Regions from separate parts of the Homo sapiens genome. Here region 2 is linked to region 1. A link is an interaction called in ENCODE POLR2A ChIA-PET data of the cell type or tissue named here. Cell type or tissue: endothelial cell of umbilical vein. All regions are shown on one strand. Each heading gives the region's core, and the rest is flanking DNA. Links, peaks and the distances in the headings are about the cores only. Region 1 overlaps TKT (transketolase). Region 2 overlaps DCP1A (decapping mRNA 1A).

The links. Peaks named below come from ENCODE experiments on the same cell type or tissue, not always from the same donor. Only the 100,000 strongest peaks of a DNase experiment are listed, where the experiment ranks them.
Region 2: POLR2A ChIA-PET joins it to region 1 with 11 read pairs; 8 of 35 experiments call an interaction of 5 or more read pairs at or near these places.

Annotation. Positions count from the first base shown.
Region 1 is chr3:53,234,887-53,240,259 of GRCh38, reverse strand. It overlaps TKT (transketolase), which reads left to right. Exons shown (of 14, transcript NM_001064.4): 4 at 1-9; 5 at 5,086-5,277. Among named protein-coding and RNA genes, the nearest start is that of TKT, 18 kb to the left of the region's middle. RefSeq lists an enhancer at 3,079-3,887. In endothelial cell of umbilical vein, for the core only: no CTCF peak of the experiment used is centred there; DNase peaks (open chromatin) are centred at 1,989 and 3,939; H3K27ac peaks cover 3,395 bases.
Region 2 is chr3:53,304,659-53,310,031 of GRCh38, reverse strand. All of the region lies in intron 5 of DCP1A (decapping mRNA 1A), which reads left to right. Among named protein-coding and RNA genes, the nearest start is that of SNORD38C, 26 kb to the left of the region's middle. In endothelial cell of umbilical vein, for the core only: no CTCF peak of the experiment used is centred there; no DNase peak of the experiment used is centred there.

The DNA.
Region 1 (5,373 bases), core at 99-5,098:
CAAGGCCAGGTAACACACCTACTCCCCACCCCCAACCTGGGTAGTTTTGGGGAGTGGTCCTTGGGTGACCCACCCTTCACCATCGCCCCCAGACTCTTCCTCTTTCCTGGCTAGGGCAGAGTAATACATATGCGTGGCCTCTTTTGCTCTTTAAACATCCGCTATGGCTGGTGCCATGACCGGCCCCCTTTACAAATGAGGAAACACTCAGGAGTTAAGGGACCTGCCCTGGGTCCCTCAGCAGTGACTGGCAGGGCCAGGTTTGCACAGAGTGCGTGCTCTCAATCATGTGCTCTTCAGCCAGAGTGCTTAGGCTGAGGACTTCCTGTTTTGCCCCCAGCCCTGTGCCCAGACCCCAGAAGTCTCAGAAAGACCCACCCCCAGGCCCCTGTCTGACTAGGCACCAGGAGCCCAGGCCTGAGCCACTTGCCTTTATCTTGGTAAAGGGGAGGGTTGTATGTTCTGAGGGGTTCTGGGATACCTGTAAGCCACCTCCTATCAGCAGGGAAGAAACAAACATTTGAGAGATTGAGCCTTCAGAGGGTGGGTGATGAGCCTGACCAGAAAGGTGTGCTGCTCTAGCGCCCACCAGGTGATTTGTAGGAACGGCCCCCCAGGAAGGTTCTAGCCATAAGTTTGTCTGCGGTGGTCAGATATGGCCTGGGGGGATGAGGTTGTAAACTGTTAAGAATAATGGCTGGCTGAGGGAAGGATTGCTTGAGGCCAGGAGTTCCAGACCAGCCTAGGCAACAGAGCAAGACTCTCTCTACAAAAAATACAAAACTTAGCCAGGCATGGTGGTACACACCTGTAGTCCCAGCTACATAGGAGGCTGAGGTGGGAGGATCACTTGAGCCTAGGGCTTCAAGATTATAGCTATACATGATTGAGCCACTGCACCCTAGCCTGGGCTACAGAGCGAGACTCTGCCTCTTTAAAAAAAAAATTATTCTTTTTTTTAAAGAATAATCACTGTATTAGTCTGTTTCCACACTGCTGATAAAGGCATACCCAAGTCTGGGGAAGAAAAAGAGGTCTAATGGACTTACAGTTCCACATGGCTAGGGAGGCCTCACAGTCATGCTGGAAGGTAAGGAGGAACAAGTCACATCTTATGTGGAAGGCGCAGGCAAAGAGAGAGTTTGTGCAGGGAAACTCCCGTTTTTAAAACCATCAGATCTTGTGAGACTTATTCACCATCACGAGAACAGCATGGGGAAGACCTGTCCCCATGATTCAGTTATCTCCTGCTGGGCCCCTCCCACAACCAGTAGGAATTACGGGAGCTACAAGGTAAGATTTGGGTGGGGACCCAGAGCCTAACCATGTCAGTCACTCATCAGAAGGGTTCCTTTGCCCTTTGGGGGCTAGGCCCTGTGCTCAGTGCTCATGTGCTGTATTGGGTTCCACCTTTAAAAGCCCCCTGTGAGTTGGGTAGTGGTGTGAGAACCGTGACCCGTCTTACAGGTGAGGAAGCTGAGGCAAGATGCTGGCCTAGGCCATCCAGTTGGTGGTGGAGGTACCCAGGCTGCTCTTGGAGAGGCTGAGGGCACCACAGGAGCTCGGGGAGTCCTGTGGGCGGGAAGCCTCCTAGAGGAGGAAGGCCAGTGGGGCCAGCCCGCAGGGTGTGAGAAGGGCCCAGTTCTGCAGCTGATGGCATCTCCACTGCCCTGTCCTCCACTCCTGCAGCAGAAGTGCCATAGTGGGGTTCGGGAAGACTGTGGGTCCTTGAAGGACAGGAGGCTGCAGGGAGCACCTTCTGTGTGCAGGCCCTTCCCCAGGACTGGCTCTCCAAGGAGGCCTCACAGTCCCTTCCAGACCCCTTCAGGCCAGTGTCACCTGACCACAGTTTGCTTTCATTCCTTGGTGAGCCTTGGGGCAGGCTTGGCTACACCCAGAAGTGATTCACCATGAAGTAAAGAGAGAGAGACACACAAAGAATGAGATGCATGTTTAAGAGCATTTTATTTGGCAGAGAACCAGAGATGTGAGTTAATTATTCCCTACAGTTGCTGGAAATAATTCCCTGTGAAGGGGCATTTCCTGACCCTAACATAATGGAACAAGTCAGTGTAGGGAGAAGGAGTTTAGCTGGGTTCCCAGAAGCCAGGGTGGCTTGGGGCCAGGGTTGCCTGGAGCCTAGGCCCCTGACTGTACCTGGGGGAAGGGGCCAGGGCATCCAGGGATTATCATGTCAGGCCAGGCACCCGGAGGTAGCGTCTTGATAGAGCAAACTGGTCTCCACTCACTGTTTCTCCCTGCCCTCCTGTTTAAAAAGTACAGAATGATATTAAGAAATGAACGTTTTCCTTATTTTTTTATTTTTATTTTTTCTGAGATGGAGTCTCGCTCTGTCACCCAGGCTGGAGTGCAGTGGTACGATCTCGGCCCACTGCAACCTCCGCCTCCCGGGTTCAAGTGATTCTCCTCCTGCCTCAGCCTCCCGAGTAGCTGGGACTACAGGTACGTGCCACCACGCCTGGCTAATTTTTTGTATTTTTAGTAGAGACGGGCTTTCACCATGTTAGCCAGGATGGTCTCAATCTCCTGACCTTGTGATCTGCCCACCTCGGCCTCCCAAAGTGCTGGGATTACAGGCATGAGCCACTGCACCCAACCAATGTTTTCCTTATTCTTAGCACACTGCCTCCCACCCCCAATTTAAATCTAATGATGTATTTTGTCCATGTTATCATGAGAAAAGCTTACAAATCTGTAATCCCAGTGTGTGTGTGTGTGTGTGTGTGTGTGTGTGTGTGTGTGTATAATATAAAATCTAGTATTACACTTTAAACCAAGCCTTCTATCATGAGCTTTTTCTCCTGATATTAACAGTGGAGAGCTGGTTTTTTTTGTTTTGTTTTGTTTTTTTGAGATGGAGTCTTGCTCTGTCACCCAGGCTGGAGTGCAGTGGTGCCATCTTAGCTCACTGCAACCTCCGCCTCCTGGGTTCAAGTAATTCTCCTGCCTCAGCTTCCCGAGTAGCTGGGATTACAGACGCGCACCACCACACTCAGCTAATTTTTATATATTTAGTAGAGACGGGGTTTCATGACGTTGGCCAGGATGGTCAGTCTCAAACTCCTGACCTCAGGTCATCTCCCTACTTCAGCCTCCCAGAGTGCTGGGATTACAGGCGTGAGCCACTGCACACATCCTGAGAGCTGGTTTTAATGATCACATAATATTCTGTTTTATGGAGATGCTATAATCCATCTAGCCAGTCCTTTGTTGTTGGACACGTAAGGTAGTTTCCAAATCGTTCTACAACAAATGTCGACCTTCTGTTTAGGGTTCCCTCTCTTCAAATTAGTTCATGAATGGATGTTTGCAGCCCCCCACCCCTAACTCTAACAGCTCAGGCAATACCAAGCCTCAGGGTTAGCCCAGGCTCCTGTAGGCCCCTTCCCTGTTCACAACCCCTTCCTTGGCATCTCCTCGGGACCTCAGCACGCCCTCTGACCTGAGCCTGATGGCCCTGTAGGGCTTAGCCTTGTCCCTAGTCTCGAAGCCAAAGCTGTGCTGGGCCTCCAGTGCTAGCCTCGGTTCGACTTCCCTGGAAGTGGGTGTGGGCTTGGGGTGGCAGCCAGTTGCCTTCCCTGGAATCCCTTTCTGGGAAGTCGAGTTGGCTTCTCTGGCTCAGCCCCATCATGTGGCCCCTTTCTGGAGCTGCTGTGCCAGACCAGAGTCCCTGCAGGGTCTCTGGGCCCCCTCAAAACCTACAGGGGAAAGAGGAGGCAAGGCTGGGACAGGATAGGGCCTCTGAAGTGTGGGCCTGAGGCTTTGTCCTTCTGGCCATGGTACCCCACAGGGGCACCACCTCCTGTGGTGGAGGCCACAGAAGAGCAGTATGAGGCAGGAGAGGCTGCAGGGAGTGCTCCTGGCCTGCTGGCATGTGGAAGTGCTGAGTCATGCTGACAGCTCCGTGGCTAGCTGTCCCAGCCTCTTCCTGCTGCCCCTGCCTTGGCCCTGCGGCAGGGAGGCCTGGAGGCTTGGACTGCTGAGCATGCAGCCGGGTTGAGGGCCTTTTCCTGCAGGAGCAGGAGGGCAGCCATGTCCCCTCTGAGCCCAACCAGGCACCAGCCTCATTTCCTAGGGCTACACAGCTAGACACTGGGCAGGGTAAGGGGAGGTCCCCAAGTCCTACCACTCCTCACCCTACTTGCATGCCTGCACGGCAAGGAGCGGACAGTCTAGGCTACAGTCAGACCTGCGTTTGAATCCTGGCTCAGCAACTTCCTGACAGCGCGACCTTCAGACAAGTCCTGTCTGTTGCTGCCGTCCCTCTGCTACCCCCATCCCCTCACATCTCCCAGGCCGGGAACGTTCTGTTTGCTGGGTAATTTATCCCAAGTTCAGTGTTCTTTTTAACGTCTCACTGTCTTGAAAAGATCACAGTTGCCTGTGTTGAGGGGAGGAGAGGGCCCCTGTGGTAGAGAAAGAGCCAGGTGCAGCTTCAGTCTTGGGGTCAAGAGCTAGTCTTGGAAGCTTGGGGAGAGCCTGTCCCAGGAAGCGCCTGGTCCTCAAGTGCCCTCTGCTCTATCCTCCCCAGAGCCCTCTTGCTCCAGGGTGTTGCCTAGAGTGCCTCAGGCCTCCTTGGCCCACCTCCCTCCTCCGGGCAGAAGCAGAGCTTGGTTCCCAAGGTTCCCCTTTCCCACTGGCCCACCCAGCCAGTCCCAAGGCCTCCTCCAACCTCTGGTTCACAGCGGGGTCTGTCCCCTGCAGCAGGTGGCTCAAGCCTATTCACCCACCCTTCCTCACTTTCCTCTCATTCCAACAACCCCCATTTTTCTAGATCTTATTAGCCAGATCCCTGTTGTCCTAGACCTCTGTTTCTTAACAACCAGTACTTCTTCCTGAGCTCCTGACGTCTTCCTTCATGCCATTTTCTCTTGGGGTGTGGCTTGTGGTAGGCTGCAGGAACCTGGTGACACTGTTGCCCCTCGAGTGTAAATGCCATCTGTTCTGCATATCCATGCGTGGCTGCTCCTTTACCCAGAATGCAGGCTCCTTGGATGGGTGGGGGGGTGGGAGCCAGCTGGGTCCAGGTGAGAGGGACTGGCCTGATTCACTCTCTGTCCACAGCTACCGAGTCTATTGCTTGCTGGGAGACGGGGAGCTGTCAGAGGGCTCTGTATGGGAGGCCATGGCCTTCGCCAGCATCTATAAGCTGGACAACCTTGTGGCCATTCTAGACATCAATCGCCTGGGCCAGAGTGACCCGGCCCCACTGCAGCACCAGATGGACATCTACCAGAAGCGGTGCGAGGCCTTCGGGTATGTACGAGGCTGTGGCCTGAGTGTGGTCACAGCACGGGAGAGTGGTCTGTGATCACAGCTTTGCAGGTGCAGGTGCAGGAGCTGAAGCTGGGA
Region 2 (5,373 bases), core at 154-5,153, 70 kb before region 1:
GAGCTGGTATAAGCAGTGACCCATGAATTCATGGGTCTTGGTGTTTGGATGGGCTCCCTTCAGCTGCCACATTTTTTCAGACGGCCCCTTTGTTTATCTTTAGGTGAAGACTCAGAAGATTGGCAATCAAGGGCAGGGGTGCAAGCTAGGCCTCAGTGTTGGGATTTAATCCTGATTCTGAGTCTCCGCTATCTGCTGAGTATGATATAATGAACGAAATTTCAGACTTTTGAATGAGCACTTGTAATAATGAGACTCTTTTCTTTTTTCAGACAGGGTCTCTCTGTTGCCCAGGCTGGAGTGCAGGGGCACAATCTTGGCCCACTGCAGCCTCTACCTCCCAGGCTCAAGACATTCTCCCATCTTAGCCTCCCAATTAGCCACGACTATAGGCCATGCATCACCATGCTTGGATAATTTTGTTTATTTTTTGTAGAGATAGAGTCTCACTATGTTGCCCTGGCTGATCTTGACAAGCTCCTGGGCTCAAGCTGTCCTCCCGCCTTGGCCTCCCAAAGTGCTGGAATTATAGGTGTGAGACACTGTGGCCAGCCTAGAGACTGTTTGAAAATTAAAAATCTGTATAATAAGCATTTTCTTCAAAAGAAAGATATTGCACTTCTATAATATCTTTTAATTAACTTTCCTTTTTTTTTTTTTTTGAGATGGAGTCTCGCTCTGTTGCCAGGCTACAGTGCAGTGGCGCGATCTCGACTCACTGCAACCTCCACCTCCCAGATTCAAGTGATCCTCCTGCCTCAGCCTCCTGAGTAGCTGGGACTACAGGCATGCACCACTATGACCGGCTAATTTTTTGTATTTTTAGTAGAGACAGGGTTTCACCATGTTGGCCAGGATAGTCTCAATCTCTTGACCTCGTGATTGGCCCGCCTCAGCCTCCCAAAGTCCTGGGATTACAGGCGTGAGCCACCGTACCTAGCCTCAACTTTCTTATTTTTTATGTAAAGAAAGATAGTTGAAACCACACTTGGCCCATTATGAGTTGCTTCTAGCCATAGGATGTAATCCTGGATTTTGGTCAGGGGGGTGCGGATGGTTGTTTGTTTGGTTTTAGTTTAATTGCAAAACAGTTTTTTAAAGTCCAGGGTATTTTTGTTCTTAAAAAATAGAGGCCAGACACAGTGACTCATGCCCATAATTCCAGCACCTTGGGAGGCCGAGGTGGGAGGATTGCTTGAATCCACGAGTTTCAGACCACCCTGGGCAACATAGCAAGACCTTGTCTCTACCAAAAAAAAATTTTTTTTTAATTAGTTAGGCATGGTGGCACACACCTGTAGTCCCAGCTACTCCGGAGGCTGAGGCGGGAGGAGCACTTGAGCCCAGCAGTTCGAGGCTGCAGTGAGCCATGATTGAACTGCTGCATTCCAGCTCAGGTGACAGCAAGACTCTGTTTCTTAAAAAGAAAAAAGAAAAGAAAAAAATAGGATAGGCCAGGCGCTGTGGCTATGTCTATAATCCCAGCGCTTTGGAAGGCTGGAGCAGGAGAATTGATTGAGGACAGGCCTGGTCAACATATAATGAGATCCCATCTCTATAAAAAATTTAAAAATCAGCCAGGTGTGGTGGTGTGCACCTGTGGTCCTGGCTGTTTGGAGGCTGAGGTGGGAAGATCACGAGCCCAACAGCTCCAAGTTACAGTGAGCTATTATTCTGCCACTGCACTCCAGCCTGGGCAACAGAGCATGACCCTGTCTCAAAAAACAATAAAAATAAATAAATACCTAAATAAACATGAACACCATTATTTTTCTTATTATGTAAGCAGTATAAACTATAGAAAAGTTTTTTCTTTTTTTAAAACAGCTTACAGAGAACGTTTTATATTCAAAAATTACAGTAAACAAAAAGAAGAAAATATCATAGTTCTACCACCTAGAAATAATCACTGCTAATACTTTGTTACGTATCCTTGCAAAAATATGTCCAAGTGTAAGTGGTATGTTTGTGTACATTAGATTTATTAATGTTCTTTGGTAACCTGTTTTGTTCCAAATAACTATCTTTTTTATTGACAGTAACTATTCATCTCACAGAGAATCCCTATGAGATTTCCTTTGGTAGAATGAAGTTTTTGAAAAAACTGATATTTATAGCTGTGTATTTTTCCTTATGTGCATTATATAAATGATACCCTAGGCTTCTCTAATTCTATTAAGAACTTGGCGATATATCCTTATAGCTAAATCCTTGTAAAATCCTCATGTACAGCATTAACTTTTTATTAGGATAAATTACTTTAAATGGAATTGGTAGATCAAAGCATTTTTATGTTTTTAAGATTTTTACCAAATATTATAAAATCACCCTCCAGCAGGTTTGTCTGATTGCCCATTTTCCCTCATTTTTACAAACACTGGATGCTGTTATTAACAAACACAAAATCTCCAAGAAAGGCCCTGCACAAGTATCAGAAATACATTAAATTCTTGAGAACTTTCATTAAAGTACAACCTAACAATATAAGCCAGTTTTATTGCTTATACTTAAGAATTGCAAATCAAATGCCCCAAGAGCCAGGGAAGCCATGGTAGTGAGTAAAGCAGGCCGGGTGGAACTGAAGCAGGTTGAGAGCTAGTTCGTATGTAAAGGGTCATTTACAGCCCAGCTCTCAGTTATTGCCGATAAGGTTTTGCAACCTTATCCAGCCTGTCTCTAAAAATTACAAATCTGGGGCTTGGGGCAGTGGCATATGGCTTCCAGCACTTTGGAAGGCTGAAGCAGATAGATTGCTTGAGTCCAGGAGTTTAAGACCAGCCTGGGGCCGGGTGTGGTGGCTCACGCCTGTAATCCCAACACTTTGGAAGGCTGAAGCGGGTGGATTGCTTGAGGTCAGGAGTTCAAGACCAGCCTGGCCAACATGGTGAAATCCCATCTCTACTAAAAATAGAAAAATTAGCTGGGTGTGGTGGTATGTGCCTATAGTCCCAGCTACTTGGGAGGTTGAGGGAGGCTGAGGTTCATGAGAATCACTTGAACCCAAGAGGCGAAGGTTACAGTGAGCCAAGATTGCGCCACTGCACTCCAGCCTGGGTGACAGAGCAGGACTCAGTCCACAAAAAAAAAAAAAAAAAAAAAAGAACAGCCTGGGCAACATGGTTGGTGAAGTCCCATCTCTACAAAAAAATAGCAAAAGAAAATCATAGCTTGCTGCAGCCTTAAACTCTTGGGCTCAAGTGATCCACCTGTCTCAGCCTCCACCATGTTGGTCAGGCTGGCTTTTTTTTTTTTTTTTTTTTTGAGACGGAGTCTTGCACTGTTGCCCAGGCTGGAGTGCAGTGGCCCAATCTCGGCTCACTGCAAGCTCTGCCTCTTGGGTTCACACCATTCTCCTGCCTCAGCCTCCCGAGTAGCTGGGACTACAGGCGCCCACCACCACGCCTGGCTAATTTTTTGTACTTTTAGTATAGACAGGGTTTCACAGTGTTAGCCAGGATGGTCTCTATTTTTATTTTTTGTAGAGATGGGGTCTCACTATGTTGCCCAGGCTGGTCTTGAACTCTTGGTCTCAAGTGATCTTCCTGCCTCAGCTTCCTGAAGTGCTGGGAGCCACTGCTTCCAGCCCCAACTTTTTAATGTTTCTGAACATTTATACCTTCTGTTTTAAGAACTTGTTATGAACAATATTTTAACTTTATATTTTCTGTAATATAATTCAGTTCCAAGCATTCCACATAATGGGGTTGATATGGTTGATAGTGATGTTGCAAACAGAGGCATGTTAAAAGATTGAGATATTTCATAGGCTTTCACCAAATGTTCCGCCGCTATTCAAATTGATAACACTGAGTAAATGATGTTCTGAAATAATATAAGGATTAAGTCATTTGGGTGGGAAAAAACACATGCCATCCATTTAATATTTGAGTACCTACTCCTGTGATAAGCATTAATTGTCTGTAGCATGGTATCAAGAAAATCTGTCTGTGAACTGAGTTTAGGGCTGCTTTTTAAAAAAATCTCATATCTTGCATTTTCTGAACTGTTTTTGGTGTCGGTTTTGGCATGGATGATGTTCATCAGATGCCGGATCAGATAGCACAAATATTCAAGAATTCATAACCCATAATTCCATGTCCATCTATTGGTCTGATCATTTTTTGAGGATTCTTTTTAAGAACAAGATTATTTTCATTTTTAATGTCATGAGCACATTAATGGTAACTTAATAATATTAGTACAATTAGATGTCCATATGCGACAAAAAAAACCTAACCTAATAACATCTTAGAGAATAATCAACTCAAAATGTGTCATCGATGTAAAATATAAAACTATAAAACTTTTAGAAGAAAAATGTATTTATCATATGACCCAAGAAGTACCACTCCTAGGTATTTACCCTAGAGAAACAAATTTTGCCAGGCACGATGTGGCTCACGCTTGTAACCCCAGCACTTTGGGAGGCCGAGGAGGGTGAATCACCTGAAGTCAGGAGTTCGAGACCAGCCTGGCCAACATGGTGAAACCCCGTCTCTACTAAAAATATGAAAATTAGCTGGGTGTGGTGGCGCGCGCCTGTAATCCCAGCTACTCAGGAGGCTGAGGCAAGAGAATTGCTTGAATCTGGGAGGCAGAGAGCACAGTAAGCTGAGATCAAGCCACTAAAATCCAGGCTGGGCAACAGAGTGAGACTCCGTCTCAAAAAAAAAAAAGAAAAAAAAATTTTTGTCCACTTAAAAACCTATATCAATGTTTATAGATGTTGTATTCATAATTACCAAAAAACGGAAACAACACAGATGTGCTTCTGTGAGTGAATGGTTAAACACTCACGTATTTATATAATGTAATACTACTCAGCAATAAAAAGGAGTGAACTATTAATACCATACAACAGCTTGGATGTACCTTAAAGGCATTATGCTAAGTGCAAGAAGCTGGCATTCTACTTATATTTCATTTATATGACATCTTTGAAAAGACGAAACTAGAGTGAGAGAGAATAGACCTAGTTGCCGGGAGTGGAGGGAGGGCATGACTGCAACAGGACAGCACAAGGGAATTTTTTTTTGGATGATGGAACTGTTTTGTATCCTGATTATGCTGATAGGGACATAAATAGAACTGTACACCCCCTTAAAAATTCATTTCACCATATGTTAGCTTTTATTTGAAAATAAAATCAGGCTGGGCACAGTGGCTCACACCCATAATCCCAGCACTTTGGGAGGCCGAGGTGGATGGATCACAAGGTCAGGAGTTTGAGACCAGCCTGGCCAACATGCTGAAACCCTGTCTCTACTAAAAATACAAAAAAAAAAAGAAAAACCAGCTGGACATGGTGGCTTGCACCTGTAATCCCAGCTACTCGGGAGGCTGAGGCAGGAGAATCGCTTGAACCCAGGAGGC